Regions from separate parts of the Homo sapiens genome. Here region 2 is linked to region 1. A link is an interaction called in ENCODE POLR2A ChIA-PET data of the cell type or tissue named here. Cell type or tissue: GM12878. All regions are shown on one strand. Links, peaks and the distances in the headings refer to the core of each region. The heading gives the core; the rest is flanking DNA.

Region 1 (5,392 bases), core at 241-5,240:
AAGATTCTGTCTCCAAAATAAAAAATAAAAAAAAGGAAAAAAAAGACAATCAAGGAGTAGCTAGAGTAAAATGTGAAATTATCTTCCTTTCTACGCTACTCCCATTATTCCCGCTTCTCACTCCAAGATAACTTGGAGTGCCACTAACTTGGTCAGTGCCTTTTCATGCATTTCTATACCTACATATATAGATATACATGCATATCATAGATAAAAACTTACCTCCTCAGTTAATATATCTTGGTGCCTGTACATCCAAGTCACCTGTGTTATAATGGCTGCAAAGAACAGAGGTGATACCATAGTGCTGAGTGGAGTCTGAGACAGTAGGGGTAGAGACAAGAGCAGAACCAGGGAAAAGGGGCAGGGCTTTGCCAGTAAGTGATAAAAATGTGTATTTATTTCCATCTGTATTAGCCCAATCTGTGTTAGAATAACAATAGCTCCATATTATTCAGCAAGCCAATGAAAAAAGTGCCAAGGGCTTTGCATCCACTATTTTTTAAATATTTAAAACAACTGTACAAAGTAGGGGCTATTATCGTTCCCATTTTATGGATGATAAAACCCGGGCTCATTCAGACATGAAGGCACTGCTGGAGGTCACGCAGCTAGTAAGTGATGGGGAATAAGTCTCAGGTAAGTCTTCCTCACTCCAATGTTCATGCTTTTAACCACTGTTTACCCCTTTTCTACAAGCATATCCGGGACACAGGGGCTTTCTAAAAAACATGACTCTTCATTTTGGTCCCTACAGACTATTTCAAACAAGTGAACCATGTTTGTCCAAAGCCACCAACCTGCCTGGCTTATTTCCTTGCTGGCTTGGCCCACAGTCCTTTGCATTCTGTGAACACCAGTATTCACACACACATCCCTATGGCCCTGCATCCCTGGTGACTCCACCGGGAGATGCCAGGCCAGTGAGCAAGCACTGGGCCACCTGCTTCATGGCTGGGAAAGGTGAGCTGAGATGAGGAGGTAACAGGCCCGTCAAATGCAGTTATTGGAAACTACACTCATTAGAATACTGTAATTGGTTCCCGCAGGGCATTGGAGGTTAGCGCACAGAGGAGACAGAGAGGAGGGGCCGAGGGGGAGCGCGCTGCATGGATTTTGTTTTCTCTCTTAGCTTTTCTCCTCCAGGAGGAAGCGTTAACCAGCCTGGGCTCACAGTGTGGCTGCAAAGACAGCCTGAGTAGATGGTAGGGCCAGGGTCTTCATCACTCCTCTCGGCTTCCCTCTTTGCGGTCTCGTTCTCTCCTCTACCTGCTATCAGGAGCCTGGGAGCCTCATCCCACTGCTTTGTCAGAAAAAAAAAACAAAAAAAAGCTATCGATTAGCAAATTTGAAGAAAGTTCTTAGAATTTGATATGACACCAGTCACACTGAAGGTGGCAAATATGATTTTTCAAATAACTTAATGCAAAGGGCAAGGTTTAACCCAAAGTTATACAATTCTAATTGTATAACTGCAGGCACAAGCAAAATTGCAAGTCAACGTCCATATAACAGGTACCACTTTTTGCTGTCCACACATAAAGCTGGGCATTGCCATCAGGGCATTAATTGTGTGCTAGAGTGTTTCTTATTCTTAGGGTGAAGGAAGGAGGGCGGTACCTCTCCACCCCTCTGGGTTGGATTCTTTTTCTGAACAGCCATTCCATTCATGGGACAACACAAAATATGTTCTCCCGATACCAAATTCAGCATTCTCAGTATGATCTATCCTGTCTTTTTGGCCTTTCTGAAAAATTTGGTGCGGGGATTATACATTTTATACTCAGAAGTCAGGAACTTTCTGAGGAGCTGGAACTGTTGTAGATGTTGATCTGGATGTGGCTCCATGGTTTTATGGACAGTGAATTTTGCCAAGCCACACACTTAAGATTAGTGCACGTTGCACTTTATGTATCTCTCAACTTTAAAAAGTTAAAAAAAATACTTGTCAATTGCCTAAAACCCTGGCTTTTAGAATTTTATCCTTTAATCAGTATTTTCCTGAAACTCTGTTTGCTGATACGACGTGGCCCTCCTTTCCACCGAGCCAAATCCTGCTCTTTATGGAGGGCCAGGTGAAGATGAGCTTTTTAAAGAAAACTCACTTTGACTGCCCCAAACACATTGCTCACTAAATCACTTGCAGAAGCTGCTGTCAGAAGCAGAGACAAGTCCAGGGTGATGGGACCTGAGGCTTATACAATTTGGGGAATCCTTTATAAGACAAAGGATACAAAATTATGAATGCAAAGTTAAGGTAAAAGAGGGAGACTGAAAGTTTCAGGCCCCTTCCCCTCACTGTGATCTCTTGAAGCAGTTTAATAGCAATGTTGATTAAAAAGTGCATTCTGTTTGTGACTTGGCTTCTTCTCCCAAACACCTCCAGAATGCACAGGAGACAGGCAAGTGAGAGGGGCTCACTGAAGCTTCGTCCCTCTTTGGCAAATCTGTCTCAGGTCAGCATATACATGTCAGCATTTCATTTCAGCCTAGCTTGAGCTGAAACTTCTCTGTTTCATGCACGTGGCCGGCTACCCCGGGTGGATGGTATAATCCTGCAGTGCAAAACCACCTCTTCACATTGCCTTCAATTCTCTTCCAGTGCTTGCCAGTGTCTTTTATAGGAACAGTTTTCCAGACTGTTGAGAAAATGTTTTGGGGGAGGAAAACGGACTCTCAAAGACAGGTGGTAGTGATAATGGGGAATGATAAGTCATTAGCTGGATTAAATGAATTCTTTCCATGTTCCCATTATCTAGATAGTCATTCCACTACATTGCGCCAAACATCTTTTAAAAATTGGTTTGAATGAAAATTAACCCCAGGCCAAATGGAAAGTAAGAGAGAGTCTGGCATGGCTCAGACAGGTATAGTCAGTTCCCTAGTCTGACTTGCCTTCTGCTTGACATGAAGGAATCTACAGAGAAGAAGGAAGAAAAGAGAAAATAATAGAGAGGGAAGAGAAAGAGAAAAGGAAGAAAGATTAAGGAATAAAGGAAGAGTCTTACAAAAACAAAAAAGTAGGAGATTAATGAAAAAAGAATACTTAATAAAGCTCTCTTGAGCTCACACTCTCTTTTTTTTTCTTTTCTTTCTTTCTTTTTTTTTTTTTTTGAGGCTGCTGTATTAAATTAAAGTCATACATAGGTTTCAAAGAAAATCACATTTCTGCAGTCTGGTGAGCCCACCTGACAATGCACGCTAACAGAATTGTAAATGTAAAGGGTAATGCTTGTCAGTGCCTGACAGTTCTAAATGGCCTTTTAGTTCAGTACGCAGAGCTGTCATAAAAAAACATAAAAATGCATATGCAGACAGCTGAAACTGCTATGCACATCATTATCTGCAAATGGTATAAGTATCCTGAACAAAAGGCCTTCCAGTTTAAGGACATGCATAAGACATTTCTCTGCCTCCAGCTTTAAAACAAAGTGCTGTCAAGAAAACAAGATTCCCAGTGCCAGAACTGAGGTTTTTCTGTCAATCAGAGAGGTGCTACATTTGTACATATTTTTCTGACCCTGCATATGAGAAGAGCATTCTTAACAGATGTGTATTTAACTTCTGGCAGCTACATCTGTTTCTTCTGCATTTTTTTTTCTTATTTCTTTATCATTGTTCTAACAGACCTCTGCAGAGGGGTGTCTTATTGTGTGCTTTTCATCTCACCCTATCTTTGCCTTTTTCCTCCCCTCTCCTCTCTCCTCTTTCTTTTAAAGCATTTTGTCCTTCTATTTTTTTTCTCTGTAGTTCCAGAGGGCCAAAGCGGCCCAAGTTTGGTCCTATGGTGATCAAATTGGTAGAGATGTTTGTCATTCCTTCACAAAGCAGTGATATTGTCTGCCCTTTAAAATTGAAAGTTCCTTAAGGGCAAAGACAATTTTTATAATGTGAAAGTTCTGAAACCAAGTTGCAAATGAAGAATTTGTAACATTCCCATTTCCTGGAGTCCTCAGAATGAGCCTCTGAATAAGTCTCTAGGGTTCCAGGGCATTTGTATTTTTTAACAAACATCCCAGTGGTTATCACGTTTTCATTCATTCAAGCATGCATTGAAAAGCATTTCTCAGGCATCTACTCTCTGGCAGTCTCTGTTCTAAGCACCAAGGATATAGATGTGAACAAAAGCATAAGCTCCCCAACCTCCAACAGATTGCATTTTATTGAGTGAAGCCAATAAGCACCTAAACAAATATAAACATATGATTGTTACAGAGAGTGACAAATATCTGAAAAAAAAAAAAATCAAGGTAATAGAGCAGAGAATGGTGCAGCCGAGAGTTGAGAGTCTCCAAGTGGAGGTCAGGAAGGACTTCACTGGGGAGTTCACAGTTGATATGAGCCCTGAGTGATGAGAAACCAGTCATGAGTTGATCTGCAAAGACCATTATTTCACTTTATTCTTTCAACAGAGTAGACAGTATAATCATGCACTTTTATGGGTTTTTTTTTTTTTTTTTTTTTTTTTTGAGACAGAGTCTCACTCTGTCATCCAGGCTAGAGTGCAGTGGCACTATCTCAGCTCTCTGCAACCTCCCCCTCCCAGGCTCAAGCGATTCTCCTGCCTCAGCCTCCCAAGTAACTGGGATTACAGGAGTGAGCCACCGCGCCTGGCCTATTATCATGCATTTTTGAATACTGAAAGTGATGCATAGAGGAATTAATGACTTGCCCCAAATTATACAGCTAGTAAACAGCCAAATTGAGATTCATACCCCTGTGCTGTATGAGATGCAGGAGAATCAGCTACTTCAAGCTTCACTTCTATTTCCACACCTATCCACGTCCTGTCCAAACTTTAGGATCAACCTGAAGTACACTCTTTTCCTTCCATCATCTAAAGTGCATCCATCAATGCATTAATACAATTATCAATCCATATGTGAAGATCATATTCCAATACAGATATTGTATAGGATATTCTATAAACAATTTCCCTAACTAGCTCAACTGGAACTTCACTACTTCAGAGTACTTGGGATTTGGACCACAAAAACTGATTTCCATTCATGTTGCATGTGTGGAAAATTCTAAAGAAGACTAAGCTTCTTGGGCCACAGGCCATATTTCACAACTCCACAATTTCTGATCCATTGAGAACATTTTTCATTCTCTTTCACAAGTTTTCAAGTCTTGGTTTGAAGGCTTAAAGCCTCCAGATGAATTGCAAAGAGATATAACAACTTTTAATGATGATTTTTCCCCAGTGATCAATGACCATTCCATTGTTGGAGATAAACTGGAGCACAGGACTTGGAAGACAATAGAGCCAACTGGCTGAAAATGTGAGGCCTGGAGTTGGGGAGATGAATATTTCTTCCATCTGTGATAATGGACAAACAAAACTTTGGTTCACTCAACTGAAAAATGGTGATAATAAGACTTACATGAA
Region 2 (5,392 bases), core at 247-5,246, 140 kb before region 1:
GTGCAAGTGGGACAAGGGAACTTTTCCCGTTTCAACAGCATTCATGTATTTTACACTCTGGTTTAACCACTTGTTAGTTTTCCAAAATGTCCAACTCAGAAGTACTGGCCATTTGACCAAGGCAGAAACTTTGAGCTGGAGATCAGTAGGGCTCCTGTGAATGAATATTTTACCTGATGAATGAGCTGAACGTTCTCATCAGCATTCACATTTCAACTCAGTGTTGTTGTTTTCATCCCATGCATTTTGTGATAAAATTGTACATACTGGGGGATCAAGTGGTCTCTGAACTTGTCCCTTTTGAATGTCAACAGCCTACTCTGTATTCAGTTTTGTTGTTAACAATATACCATCTTATGTATCAAGCAACTGTTTGTGTTAGTCTTATCTTCCCCTGAGGACAGGAATCCTGTCTTACATATTTTTGTCTTTTTTCCAACACCTGTCTCAACTCAGAGCATATGAGCACCTATCCAATATTCTGAGCACCTGTCCAATATTCTAAACACCTCATACCATAATACGAGATTAATAACTACATATTTTTGGCAGACATCATAACTGATTTTGTTACTCCATTTGACCATGACTTACAAGTGAAACAAAGAAGAACTGGATTTCTCCAGAGTGCTCCAATTTACTGTTAGATCTAATTGTATAGGTAGTGAGGTTTAAAGAGCCCATAAATTCTTTCCCACTAGAGTACGCCCTCATCATTTTGTACTTTTAGATGAATTCCAGGAGAATTTAATAGGAGCCAAACAGGCAATTTCGTGGTAAGAAGCTATGAGGTTATGAATCAGGGGACTCAATGTTTGCTCCACTGATAGCCTGCATGATATCCTTTGGTGAATCCTGAAGGGGCAGCTCCTAGCCCTTCCAGAAGAAGAAGAGATAAGAATGGAAAGATTAAATCACGGGAATGTTGACATTGGTTATATAGCTTCAAAAATGCACCTTCCAATTTGTATTTGGTGGATTATTAGTCTCAGGAGATTGTCAGACCTGCCTCACTTTCCCATTGGTGTGGGAAACAGAGAGTCACCTGTCTGGAGGATAACAATGTGTGCTTGACATAATAAAGGCTTAATGTATGTCATCCAGTCTTTTCCAAATATAACTGAATGAGAAACCCCAACTTCTTTTTGGTAACACTCATTAGCATCTTCCAGAACTAGTGCTCCATGGAATGTACTTGGAGAATGATGCTTTGGAAGAAAAGAAAACGGGGGAAAGAAGCCAGATAATTTGAAGACAGCTAGTGAAAAGTGCTAATGCATTTAATTATTAGTGATAAGAAATGTATGTGCTAATTTGTCTAATGATGTGCTATATATTAAACATAATATATATCCATGTAATATGTTTATATGTAGTTGGCTGAGAAGGATGTCCAATACATAGAGTATAACCTGCAAATAAATAATTAGGCAACTTGAAGATAAGCATAACTTAAGCCTAATGAACAGCACCTAAATATTTCTTAGACTTTAAATGATAGGAATCAAATGTTTTCAGGGAAAACACATCACTGACACATCTAGTAAAGCTTCCAGTTGGTCAACTGCTTTTCTCTTTTGTAATATAACCAGGATACCTCAGTCAATCCCCATTATTGAGCAGAAGGCAACCCATAACATCAGGCAAATTACTAGGGAAGGCAAACATTTTAAGGATTTGCCTCAAATCTCAAGCTCAGATGTACAACATATACATATATGACATAATTTATAAGACTGTGGATGTCTGATGTATGGGAGAGTTAACAAAGGGAGCCGCAGAAAAGGGATAATGGGAATGATTGAAAAGTCTAAAGTATAAAGTCTTGGCTCCTTTAGAGTTGTTGAATAATTGTATTGACAGCAATTTCCAAAAAATATTGGAGCAAGAGACAAAGTTTTAAGCCAACTTCTTTCTACATGGGAAAGTCCTCAAGACAGTATATTTAAGAATCTGTATTTTCCAGCCCTCACCATGATATGCTTAGAAATCTGTATTTTCCAGAATCTGAGATAAATTTACCTGTTCACCAAGTGAGAAAAAAGAAAACCTTTGACTGAAAGACAAGGAGTTAGGTGAGTCTAGAGATAAAACAAACAGATTAAATCTATTCCACTGAAACACAGATATATAATTTCTCTCCAGAGAATACCAAAGACTGACAAAATAAACAAAGAAATAACGTGTTTCTTAACTTGTGAAATGTGACAGTCAATGGCAGATGGCAAAACAAAATGAATGCAAGAAAACAGTGTTACAAGTTTTCCAATGTTAGTAGCTAAGGAGGAAGTGCTCTTTAAAAAGAAGCACTTAAAAATAAGTCCCTTTCTAAAATTCCTTTATAGGAGAGCTCTTATTTTTGACCATAGGCAGCATTCTTTTGTTGGGAGACAGGGAAGCAAGATTGCCCAAGTCAGCTATTCAGAATTTTCTAGAGTATCTGTTTTGCTTGCACACATCTTCCTCATTCTGGGAACAGAAACTGACAACAGAAACATCATCACTTCCACTCTCAATCCTTGTCAAGGACATGTGACACACACCTGCCCATGGGTAACATTCTCCTTTTCTCTAGCCATTGTGATTAGTTCGGGGAGATGGATGGGGAAACTACTGGGCATTTCCCAGAGCGAGCAGGAGAGAGGTGCTCTTACTTCCTGGCAAGATGGCTAAACTAGAAAGCTACAATCCTGGAGCAGCTGGTAGCCACCTTTGCTACCATGTAGTGAGGTTTTCTCTGAAAGAAAAGCTAAGAGCAAAGAAAACAGGGATTACAAACTACAGAGATAGGTTCCTGGCATTATTTGAGTATATGAGTTTGACCATGATGAACTTTTCATCTACAGCAGTTAATAAAACTTCTTTTATGCTCATCCAGTATGAGGTCTCCCCTTTTCCTCTTCCCCCTCTTCCTCTTCTCCATTACCAACCTAACAATAAAGAAGCCAAGCCTAGAACAGTGGTTATGTTGATTGATATGAGGAAAGGGCTGGTGACCACGGTTCATAAGCAACAAATTAAAAAGCTTTGCATATAATAATCACTTTTAAGGCTACACTCAAACAAACATATTCCCAAGTCCAATTAATGTTTGATAGGCAACATATTAATTATGTTACAAAGTAATTCATTATAAATTCAGTTTGTATACTTTGTTCTAAGTACTTCATAGATATATGTGTATATATATGGACATCATATACCTGATCTCATGTAATAACAAAGCTACAAATAAAACTCAATCACTGTATCAGTGTGCCTATCTAAGTGAAAACTCAGGGAGGGCAGGATGGAACACACCTTCTTTAGCACTGTATTCCCAACATCCAGCACCATACTTGGCACATGGCTGATATTCCACTTGTGAAGGAAATGAACAACAGGACTTCTTATATTTGCTTTTGGCATGTTCAAATTTAGCTACACTCAGATCCAACCAATGTTGTCAATCATTTACTATTTCTCAAACAGGAAAACAGAGATCAGCTGAAACAGTTTGATGCATATCTTGGAAGACAAAGAGTTAACATTCTAAACAGATGAAGACTTTAAAGGGACTAAGAAGTGTGTAAGCAACTTAGAATGCTGATAAGCAAAATTTTGTTTCAAGTATGTTGAATAAAATATTAAATCTTCATAGAGACCCACTTCTTTGAATTTTGGGATTTGCTAAAATCTTTTATTAAAACTTCTGTTCCTTGGTCCTTGAAAAAAGCAAATGCTTTTTATAGTACACTCATCTTAGAAGGTATTATTCAATAAATGAAGAAAAATGGTTAATGAAAAATAAAAAGAATCTTACTTTACATACCAAGGTAAATTCTAGACATAACAATTTAAATGAAAAAAAAACCACTTCAGAAAATATAGTTAAATAAATGATTTACAGGAAAATTGTGATAGATTTGACTGTATCCTCAAAATGGTATGAAGAAACCAACAAGCAAACAATAAACTGGGAAATCATATCTGAAATATAAAATGGACAAAGAGTTGATATTCTAAATGTATATAAAGCATATGAACATCAAATTCACAAAAGAAGAAATATAAATGGCTGATGCACATATGAAAACAATGTTTAACTCTTGCAGTAATAAAAAACACAAAATAAATATATAATGTACTTGTCCCAGTCAAATGGAAAATATGAACAAGAATCATAATCCCCAATCTTGGCAAGGGTAATGGGTCCTTCCATCAAATTTGATGGAAGTACACTTTTGGTACAATTTTATTTTTGGAGGATGATTTTTAAAAGCTTACAATTGCATTTTTCCTGACCAGCAATTCCATTCCTAGATTTAAAAAAAGTAGAGATGAGTACCATGATTCATATTATAACAATTCACAGAAAAGGTCAAATTAGAGCCAACCTTCATGCCCAACAATAGGGGTTTAGTTAAGTAAATTATATTCACAAGATTGAATTGTCCCAACGATAAGTAATAGAGCATTGTATACAGACATGGGAAGATAGTCACAGTATATTGCTAAGAAAGAATCAGATTAAGTGGAGACTATAGTGCAATACAATTTTTGTAGAAAAAATATGTGTATTCAAATATATATAAATATTGAATAAAAGAGCATAGTGTAAAATATTGACCATAATAATTTTGAGTTAACAGCTTAGGGGGAATACATATTTTCTTCGCCTTTTTTATATTTAAAGATTTTGAATGAAGTACATACTACATACATAACATATATACAGAAAAGCACACATATGTGTACAGCATGATGCATTTTCAGAAATTAATCAAATCTATGTAACCAGCACTCAGGTCAAGAAATAGAATTATCAGTACCCCAGAATTTCTCTTTTTCTTCCTTCCAGACACTAATTCTTCCAAGAGCTCTTATTACTATGATTTCTGAAAGTATAGAATGCTTTTGCTTGTTTTTAATATATTTAATAAATGATGTCATATAGTATACATTTTTGGGGCCTAGCTTCTTTTATGTAACATTGTGTTTATAAGATATATCCAATATATTATGTTATACTGTAGTTATAAATATTATAGAACCCTTCTTTGTGAATATATGTACTCATATTTGTTGGTCATATAGGTAGGAATGGAATTGCTGTGCCATAAACCATGTGGACATTCAGCTTTAATATACACTGGAAATAGTTCTCTTAAGTGGTTATAACAATGTACTTTTCTACAATCAGCCTAAGAGAGTTCCAGTTGCTCTATATCTCTATCAACACTTGATCTTCTCTATTGTTTTCATTTTAGCTCTTCTAGTTAATGTGTAGTGGTATTACAATGTGATTGTAATTTGCATTTCTCTTTGACTAGTATGCATTAATTTGTAATTAAAACAATGAACTATATTGCATGTTAAAATCTATCCCTGTATTCCCTTCTCTAGAAACAAT

What was found. Peaks named below come from ENCODE experiments on the same cell type or tissue, not always from the same donor. Only the 100,000 strongest peaks of a DNase experiment are listed, where the experiment ranks them.
Region 2: POLR2A ChIA-PET joins it to region 1 with 5 read pairs; 2 of 35 experiments call an interaction of 5 or more read pairs at or near these places.

Annotation. Positions count from the first base shown.
Region 1 is chr5:158,530,062-158,535,453 of GRCh38, reverse strand. No RefSeq gene overlaps it. Among named protein-coding and RNA genes, the nearest start is that of LINC02227, 120 kb to the right of the region's middle. In GM12878, for the core only: no CTCF peak of the experiment used is centred there; no DNase peak of the experiment used is centred there.
Region 2 is chr5:158,667,522-158,672,913 of GRCh38, reverse strand. No RefSeq gene overlaps it. Among named protein-coding and RNA genes, the nearest start is that of LINC02227, 260 kb to the right of the region's middle. In GM12878, for the core only: no CTCF peak of the experiment used is centred there; a DNase peak (open chromatin) is centred at 2,608.